Regions from separate parts of the Homo sapiens genome. Here region 1 is linked to region 2. A link is a loop called in an ENCODE intact Hi-C map of the cell type or tissue named here. Cell type or tissue: CD4-positive, alpha-beta T cell. All regions are shown on one strand. Region 1 has its middle 4.5 kb from the start of ARID5B. Region 2 overlaps LOC105378327 (a long non-coding RNA gene).

Evidence for each region. Hi-C counts contacts between places; a loop is a spot of excess contacts. Peaks named below come from ENCODE experiments on the same cell type or tissue, not always from the same donor. Only the 100,000 strongest peaks of a DNase experiment are listed, where the experiment ranks them.
Region 1: it touches region 2 in a loop (3-fold over the local background); 4 of 110 quality-filtered maps call a loop at or near these places.

Annotation. Positions count from the first base shown.
Region 1 is chr10:61,894,737-61,899,736 of GRCh38, forward strand. No RefSeq gene overlaps it. Among named protein-coding and RNA genes, the nearest start is that of ARID5B, 4.5 kb to the right of the region's middle. RefSeq lists an enhancer at 2,102-2,271. In CD4-positive, alpha-beta T cell, CTCF peaks have their summits at 2,385 (motif pointing right) and 2,628; DNase peaks (open chromatin) are centred at 2,405, 3,095 and 4,525; H3K4me3 peaks cover 1,663 bases; H3K27ac peaks cover 337 bases.
Region 2 is chr10:62,634,685-62,639,684 of GRCh38, forward strand. The region is part of intron 1 of LOC105378327 (a long non-coding RNA gene); the gene reads right to left. Among named protein-coding and RNA genes, the nearest start is that of ADO, 170 kb to the right of the region's middle. RefSeq lists enhancers at 2,598-2,687, 2,978-3,217, 3,228-3,457. In CD4-positive, alpha-beta T cell, CTCF peaks have their summits at 2,316 (motif pointing right) and 2,531; DNase peaks (open chromatin) are centred at 2,327, 2,917 and 3,547; H3K4me3 peaks cover 1,324 bases; H3K27ac peaks cover 3,118 bases.

The DNA.
Region 1 (5,000 bases), 740 kb before region 2:
GAGTTGGCCCTCCATATCCACAAGTTCTGCATCTGAGGATTCAACCAACTGCAGATTTAAAATATTCAGAAAGGCCAGGCATGGTGCCTCACGCCTATAACCCCAGCAATTTGGGAGGCCGAGGCAGGTGGATCACTTGAGGTCGGGAGTTTGAGACCAGCCTGACTGACATGTTGGAACCCTGCCTCTACCAAAAAAATACAAAAATTAGCCAGGTGTGGTGGCGCACGCCTGTAGTCCCAACTACTCGGGATGCTGAGGTGGGAGAACCGCTGCAACCCAGGAGGCGGAGGTTGCAATGACCAGAGATTTCACCACTACCCTCCAGCCTGAGCAACACAATGAGACTGTCTCAAAAAAATACAAATAAATAAATAAATATAAAAATAAGTGAAAAATATAAATAAGTGAAATAAGTGAAAAATAAAAATAAGTGAAAAATAAAACAATATAACAACTGTTTACATAGCATTTACATCATATTAGTTATTACAATATGATGATTTAAAGTATAAGGGGGATGTGAGTAGGTGATATTCAAATACTATGCCATCTTATATAAGGGACTTGAGCATCCACAGATTTTGGTATCTGCCAGGAGTCCTGGAACCAGTCCTCTGAGGATACTGTATTGCGGCCACAAAAATACAAAAGACATAAATAACCTCCAGAGTATAGATAACAGTTAAATATAGTAAAACAATTAGAGTGTTGAGGGTATATTACCATTGTTTTCTAATATAATTTATTTGAGAGCTTATATAATTTAATGTTCAATAGTGGATGTGTTTGACATCTGACTTGCAAAATTTCTGAAAATGTAATCATCAGCTCTAGGGAGTCTGCGGGAACTAGTGCCAGCACATCTCTAGAAGGGCGTTGTTTAAGCCCTGAGGGAAATTCATCTGGTCCCCTACTATCTTTGTTGAAAGCCCACCCAATTTTATTTTGGCCAAAGCTTATTGGAAATGAAAACAGAACCAACCTCACTGTTTTTCTTGGTATTATTTTTCTTCTGAAGTACACAGATCTCCTTATACCCTTAGTGAATTACCACGTTTACATATTTCAACCTGCAATAACAAGTCATAAAATTATCAGTCTGTGACATGGCAAAATGTAGGTGGAGGCGGTCAAGGGACTTGCCGGCACTTCCATGGGTCTGAATGACTCCCCAGCAAGGGCAGCTGCCTCTATACAGATGACCAGCCTGGATAATTCTGCCACAATAACTGAGAAATTCCGACAAAGCCAGAATTAGGGTTTGAGTCCTGCAGATAATTATAGTCATGGACATGGAGACACAGCAAATCAGAGAAGAATGATCCCCTTGACTTTCAGTCTAGTGATTTACCTACCGTACCCACTCTGCTTCTAGGTAATGAGTTACTTAATGCTTGTCAAGTAATTATAAGTTGTAAATCACCAAATACAAGGCATCATTAATGTCCGTTTGAAACTGCACAGAGAAATTTTAGTAGGCAATATATGAGTGCCCCATTGGAGCCAAGACTCCATGTCTGTACATTTTTTCTTGTCTCCTTTAAAAAAAAATCAGGTATGGCAAGATGTTTTCATAACCTCAGATGGTTGGGACCTCTGTTTTGAGTATGACCTATGATAGGTGTTCCCAGGAATTTCTTTAATACCATGCTGGGGGGAAATTTGATCAAATTATTTATTAATATGTGGATCACAAATGAGTCTGAAAGCCTGAGTCACCACTACCCTTTCCTCCAGCACCCTGCCATTTGAGATGGAATGCCGTGGCATTCTGAATAGAGGGGCAAGATTACAATTTAGCCAAACGTCATATATGTACCCCGCAGTGCAGGCAATTAAAAAAAAAAAAAGCTTAGTTATTTCTATACTAAGTAACCCATAAATGTCAAGGGCACTTGAAGGCAATGAAATTGTTAAAATTAAGGGGTGTTAGGGTGTATTTGTGATTGGGGTGAGGGAATGGGACTTGGCTTTAATTTACAAACAAATTAGAAAAAATAAACAGACTCAGCATTGCTATTGTAACTGGAAAGGCTTGAGCAAATTTAATCCAACTTCCTGCATAATATTTGATTAATCTCAGACTCGGGAGGAAAATCAAGATGAGATAGGAAGTCTCCATCTGTATCGAGGGCAGGGGAACTTGGGGCTTCCAGTGCCCACAAAGGGCATCACATGACCCTTCCCAGGGGATCACTTGCTCCGAGTTCCCTGTGTCTCTCTTGGCTCCGGCTCCAAGTTCATGAGAAATCTGTCCCCATACCCATCCTTCTGAAGCTTCCAGCCTTTACCACCTGGACCTGGGCTGGAGTCCCACCCCCACCACAGCTCTTGAGACAGGCGACGAATAGACCCAAATTTGAGATGTAGCTCAACCTTTGACCACTAGAGGTCTCCTGGAAAGCAATGACCCGTATAACCCGGTTGATCCTCCTTCAAACCAATAGACTTGTTGCACTAAGGCTTGGCGAGCCTGCTCTGCTCAAGGCCTCCTTATTAATAACGCCACCCGCCCCCGCCGCTCACGATGGCGCCAGGCATAGAGGGGGATGGGACCAGGCGGTGGCTGACCCTCAGACAGTGCTGGTTCTTTACGAATCAGTCTGCAGACTCCAGGGCTACCCCTTCGAACCCCACTTACTGACCAAGCAAGAGCAGGAGAGCGTGCCTAACTCGAGGTCCCCAGGTGGGCAGCGTGGAGCCCCACAGACTTCCAACCAGCGATGGACTGGGCAAGGGACCCACGTTCAGAATCACCTAGCATCAGGTCCGCCAACAGGCCAGAATCCACTCGCCCCTCGCTTCGTCCCCCTAATTCCTCGTCCCCATTACCCCCCTTCACCGCCTCCGTTTTGCCTCCGGATCGCAAAAGTGACCCGAGCTTTAACCAGTGGAGAGAGATCAGGGAACAATTCACTGTCCCTATTCTCATCCATGTGGTATTTTCTGGGAAAATTAGTGGCTTCTAGCTGGAAGAGGAAAGAAAAGGGGTGGGGGGGTGGATGGCTGAGGGGGAGCAAGAAAGGAAACAGCCAGGTTGAATTCCCAGTCTTTATCAAGCAATTCGCTCACCAATGAGAGAAAGCTGCAGTGGCAGATTCGAGCCACATGCGGTAGTGTGTAGCAATTAGTAGATAAAATGCTGACTAAAGTGCTAAAACATGAAGTATTATTGTAGCCAAGGTCAAAAATGCTTCAGTTGTCTTTTGCAATTTGGGGGAGGGGAGGCCCAGGGGTACGCAGAGAGGTTTGCATTTTCGAAATGGTCGCCTTCTTTCTTCAAACTGTACTTTTCCTTTTTTTTCTTTTTTTATGATCCTGTTTATTATAGTCCAAGCTGCCTAATTATGTCACTGCTGGTTTTTGCAACTAACTTAATCCTCCTGATCCTTTATGAAGCGATTCACAGACACTGAATAATGTCTACTGCTCTCCCATCCCCTTGAGGGGCAAGAATGATTTTTAATTTTTTACCGTGTAAATACACGAGATTAACTTAGAGAGTTGGATTTTTGGCTAGTAAAGCAGCAAGAATATAGGTGTGTGGGTACCGGATTCTGTGTTTCAGTACAAGAAAGAGCCCAGAAGTAGTGGGTCATATAAACATATACTACTCTCCCTCCCACCTTTTATACACAGCAAGTTCCAGCTACAAGCTTTTTTATAGATAAATAAAGCAGTTGCTTTCATGATTATAACTGTCCTGAATGGATTGTCTTCTTACAACATTCAATCTGTTTATGAGTATTTACTTTACATTAGCCCAGGGACCCTGCACTGCAGGAGTTTGCCTCTATTCCCCTGGGTGTCGGTGTCTCAAGTCTTACATCTGCTCTGTGATTGATGGAGCCTTGAATCCACGTTATTACTCTCTCACAAGCAGAAATCAAACAGGCTATTAACTACATTACTTCAAAGAACTGTTTCAATACAATCTCCTTATCTTAATTGAAACTTTCTTTGTATGGATATTTGCTACACAGATAATTTACAGGTGCCTATCAAACATCACATTAAAGAAGAGGTAAAATTGAGGGATTTTTGGGGGGGAGGGGTAAACACTATTGTGATCTGTAATTTTAAAAGGCATTCACAGTATTGGTTTGATTTATTAGATTTATTATGTTCACGGGGGGTGGGGGCAGTGCTGTAAAAAGAGGGGGAAAGATACCCCTGTGATTCGGTTTTGAAATTTAGCATTCATCTGATTACAAGGCTGCGGATATTCAAAAATATTCAGACCCAGATCCCTGCAATTGTTAACATCTCAGAAACCTTATCGGAGAGATAAGGCAGCATGCATCCTAGTTCAGTGCCTACCTTGAAGAGCTGAAGAAACAGGGTTTCTAATTAGATGAAGTTCGTTACACACTTAAAGACTTACAGCACCAAAGACAGTAGAAGTAGCTTAGATGCTGTAAAGAGCTGTATAATTTTTTAAGAAAGAGATTTAATATACAATTGAGGGATACCCTCAGGCATTCTGTTGAGGTTTCCTGCATAAATGCTGCTGCATTGGTCATACAGGAAACTGACTCAGAGTCGATCTCAAATACGATCTTGTCAAAATACTGCAACTCAAGTTTTTTTAATATAGGATTTCTTGAACTGGATGTATATATTTACGCTAACACGACAGAGACTAACAGAAGCTTTAGGCATATCTATTTTTAAAAAAGACATGTAAAATGCCCCTCAGTCAAGTCCATTCATATGTTAAAAATGAACAAAATGGGCGATTCTAATCAAACGTCTGCAGTATGCATTATAAAGTTAAAAAGAGAGAGAGAAAGCGCAGGAGAGCTATAATTTCTCTTTGTAACCCATGTTTATAAAATAGAAAGATCAGATGAAATTTCAAGAGATAATTAAAGAGTGATGTGCAAGTCATAATTTGGCTAATGTTAAAGATGGGAGACTGCGAATTGTAGTCCTCCATGGTGCAGAGTTGTGATATTACTTTAAATTATTAAAATAGTTTTCGACAGCTTTCAGAA
Region 2 (5,000 bases):
TTGTCATATGTTTTTAAGAATACATTATATATCAGAACAATATTCAAGATTCTTAAAGTCCTCTCCGTTTCCAAAAAAAAAAAAAATTGGGGGGAAGTAACACTTTAAGAGGAAGTAACAGCCAACTGAGAACAAAAGTCAAAGATTGTATCTTGGCTATAGCTTGTTACTTAACAATTAAAAGCACAGGTATAAAATTCAGACACAGCTAGATATGAATCCTGACTTTGCCATCACCTAGCAATGTATCTTGAACAAGTTACTTAATCTTTCAAACCTCAGTTTCTTCAGCTGTAAAATGGGGATAATAGTTGTCACCTACCCCATAGGGTGGCTGCAAAATGCAAGTAAGTGAATATATTCAGTATGCTTAGTGCTGTGCCTGGTACTTACTCTGGGCTTAAAATATAGAAGCCATTTTCTACGAAGGAAGAAGGATGCTGGAAGGAGAGATGGGAGGGACTGAACGTGGCCCCTGACAAGGGGCAAAGATAGATCCTGAACTCTATTAAAAACTCAATGAGGAAACACAAGTTCTATTACTACAGCTACTCCCTATCTACCCACTAGGTCATTCTGGCTTCTGCTGGTGTGAGTGGGAGTATGCTATTTATTCACCTAATGACTCCTTCCAAGTTAGAGAAGTTGGAAACCCTGACAACTGTTCCAACCATTAATTCTCTCATTTCACCACCTCTGCACACAGGAAGGTGTGTCTCCTGTATTACTGTCACATCTGCATTTTGACTTTTCAATCGTCTGAGGCTTCCAGCTCTTTGGAATCAGTGATTACAGCTTTGTGATTATACAATTAGAAGAGGCTAGGTTGAGGATACGCTGTTCAAAACAATAACGTGGCTGCCTCACATAGCGTGGTGGACACCTGGCACCACCACCTCCCAGGACACATGCTCACCACCCTGGGTCTCTGTGCTTGTTTCCCCTGACATGGCCAAGACTCTACCCCCATTTCCATTTTGACAGCTTTCTTGTCTAAGTTCTTCTTTAAAGGTTTATTAGGGTATCATGACATTGTTGATTGCTGTTTAGCATTGATTATTAGTATTAGCCCTGCTTATTGAAAAACTTTGAGAGAGTCTTATATTTCTAAGATTTCATCTAGACCTCAAATGCCCTTACGGTGTAAGCCCAGCTACAGCAGAGGTAGAATCTGAGCAGGGAGGGGAGAGTGGCTGCAAAATCTTGGAGGAAAATGAAAGGACAGAATACAATAAAAGAATACTCAAGACTGTAATGCCAAAGCCCTCAGCCCAGGGCCTGCAACACAGTGAGAAGTTCTCAGTAGTCAAAATCCACCTTTCTTGTCCTATGACACTACCCTGCCTTGTTTGGTTGTGAAATAACTTTCAGACAAAATCAGTAGTTCTAAATATTTTGGTGAAGCTCTTTCCTCCTTCTCCTGGGCAAGCCTTCCGCGTGCATTGCCTCCACTCACTCACCTCCCATTTCCACCTATGCTAATTTCACCTCCACACCCAGGGCCACACTGTGGCTTCACTGCATCAAGATCACCAAGTGCTCTATCCAGTGCATGCTTTTAGTCTTCGTCTCACTGGCCTCCCTGAAGCGTGTGACACTGTGGACCAGTCTTATCCTCTTGAAACCCTCTCTCCTGCCTTCCTTGACACAAATTTCTCCTCTTCTCCTTGGCAGTTGCCCTTTCTGGCTCTTCCATCTTTGCCCACAACTTTGAGTTGACGAATTGAGGGACTGTCCTTGACCTTCTGCCCTTCCCACAGGACAGGGCCTCCCCTGCCATGCTTTCAACAGCCACCTGCTCACCAATGGCTCTCATGTTTTTCTCCTCATCCCTGACCTATCTTTTGTGCGTCAAACCCACATAAGCAACTGCACATTGGGCCTCTCCACTTCGGTGTCCCACAAGCATCTCAAATTCAACATGCACAACACAGAATTAGTTGTCTTACACCCCTTTCGTTCCATGTCTTCTATAGTCACTCAAACCAGAATCCTGGGTGGCATCTTACATGTCTCGTTTTCCTTTAACTCTCAACCCTCTCCCTCTACTACCCAATCACCAAATCTTGGTAATTCTCTCCTTCTCTAATCCTTCCACTCTTCCACTCCCTTATTTGCAAACTTCACATCTTTCTTGAATTATTTTAACAGCCTCCCAACTACTTTTCTTGCCTTCTGTCTCAACCAGGCTTATTCTCCCCACAGATACTCAAGCGACCTTTTTAAAATGAAAGTCTAATAAGCCTCTGCCTTACTTAAAGTCTAGCCAGTAGCTTCCCATTGCCTATGTGGTAGAATAAAAACCCCATTGTAGGGCCTGCAGGGGGCTCTGTGATCTGCCTCCTATATTTCATCTCTGCTCTTCCCCCTTCCTTCTCTCCAACTTATACTCTGGCCATCAGAGTTCTAGAAGTTCCCCCAGAGCATCATGCTTTTCAATGTATTTGCAAAGGCAAAAAAAAAAAAATACACTTGCGTTTCATTCCCACCTAGACAGCGCCTACTTCTTCATGAAGGCCTAGTCCAAGCATTCTCTCTTTAGTCTTCTATAACTTTCCCCATCCCCCCAACTCCTCTCCCCTCCTTAGAGAACTGCCCACTTTCTCCGATCTGCCACAGTGTATATATCTTCGGAAGGCATCTACCACACTTATTTACATGTCTGTCTCTCTGCTAGACTGAAAACTCCTTCAGGGTGGGGATGATCTCTTAATAGTCTTTACTCTCACCCCTGTGCACAGATCCTGCCATAAAACAGTTAGAGAACATAGCACCCCACTCTCCATCAAATCAACCAGAACTGAAAGCTCAGGAAGCTGCGTTTGACGGCTTCACTTTTAGTTTCAGTTGCTCAGTCTGGGCAGCTCAGAGCAGCTTCCTGAGCCTCCACCAGTTCAGAAAGCATCCAATCTGCAGTGAAGTGTGCACTGTCATTTGTTGAGCAGGAGCTCACAGTGATCCTGCTGATAGGGAGGCCTTTGCCGCCTTTCGCCCAAACCCCATGCCCTCTGGACTATGCATCTTAAAGGTCATGGTCATGGGCGGTCCTTATCAATCAAAGCATCAGGCGGAGAAAAAAACCCCATTCTGGGATATGGTGAGACATGTCGGTTTCAAAACATTGCAGATTGTTAAATGAGTAATGTTAATGTGATCTCAGAATAGTAAATACAACCCCACAAGGAAAAGATATTAGCTGCATTATCTGGAAGGAAAACAAGAAAGGAAAGCAACATTTGGCTGCAAAAACTATGAAAGAGATGTCTGTATGGTGATTCAAGTTCTACTAGGGCAGGTAAATTGCATTTTTCTGATTGTCTGCCCACTCTCCTCCCCCCACCCCATGTGGGGACATGCACTCCCTCATTAAATCTCTTCTCTGGGGTAGGGTATGGGACTTGGGGGAAGTGAAGGGAAGCGGGGAGCATACACATAGAGGAAGAAAACAAAGGCCTTCATTTTCTAAAAATATCACTCACTATGATTGAGAAAGAGTTTCTCAAGAAATGCGAATGTCCTGCACAGGAAGTAACACTTCATCACACGGCTAATAATCAGCCACGTGCTTGTCAGGGTTAGGTTTTTCCCTTCTGTGGTGAAAAGGTGGCTCCAGGCAAGCCTGGATATCTTTCCCGCCAGCCTGATAGTTATTTAAACACATTCAGCTCTTATCTTCCAAAATGTGTGAGTGTGCTACTCCCATTACATCAAATTCATGTGGAAGACTCTCAGTGGCGGGGGATGGGGGAGTCTGCAATTTTAAAGGGTTTATGTGGGGCCAGACTACCGTTCCCCCACCCCAAATTGTCTTTTCCACACTGAAGCAGCTTGCAGGGGCCTGAATATTTATCCAGTTAAACAAAATGTACTTTCCTTCCACCCTCTAGCTCAGCAGATTTTGCCCCTTCTCTCTCTGAGGCCTGGTTCTTCCCCAGAATCCAGCATCATTAAGGTCCCTTATCCTTAAAGAAAAGAGTTAGGTCAGCGAATTCACTCCAAGATATTGGCAACTCACTATGTCCGCTAATTACATTTAAAGGAGAGAGAAGTACTTTACCCAAAGTAATGACTCTCTGATGGTGAAGTTTCTGGTCTTACCACGGGAGCCGGTGAGACTTTCCAGTGCCTCTCAAGTCTTACTACATTGGTGACCATCGATGATGTCTGACCCTCATGCCAGGGTCATAGCTCATTCCCTGATAAGGGTCTGGTTGCTTTCATCAGGATTATCAAGTTGCTTTTATGCAGTGCATTTTTTGTACAGCTTTTTTTCAGAAGCACTTGGTAGATAAATTAAATCCCAAGGGTCCTTGCCCCTTGCCCAAAGATCCTTAGCATACGCCTCTCCATCCAGAACTCCTTTGACAGAGAGGATCCAGGTTGAGGAGGGGTGAGGAGGTTTCCACCATGTGAGCTCTTAGGTGTGCCAGTCTTGAAGACTTAAATCATATGGTAATCCTACAACAGATACATGAAGCTCCTCATTCATTAATTTATTCGAGTATCACTTATTAAGCTTCCACTCTGTGCCAGCCATTGCTCCAGAGAGTCACCAAAGAACCAGACTGACAAAGTTTCTGCTCTGATGGAGCTGAAAGCTGGAAATTGGTTTAAACTATTTCTGTCTGTCTCCAGAAAGCAGAACTGGGACAAATGGGTAGGAGCCCCAGGGAAGCAGATTTCTGCTCTATACAATATATTATTACAACCAAATATGGAATGGTAATGAGCTCCCTGTCACTGGAGGGATCTGAGAAGAAGCTGCATGATGACTTCATGCATGGAGCTGGGCTGGATCTATTGTCTTTAACCATTTCTTCTAGCAGCAGGAATCTTTTCTTAAACAAAACCTTACCGGAAGTCCCAATACATAAAACAGAGTGCTGAAGTGATATGTACAGATCTGGCGTCACCCCCAACCTACTCACAGCCCCCCATCACCCCCTGCAACATATTCCTCTGTTCACCAAACCTTGGATATCCACAAACAACTGGATGCG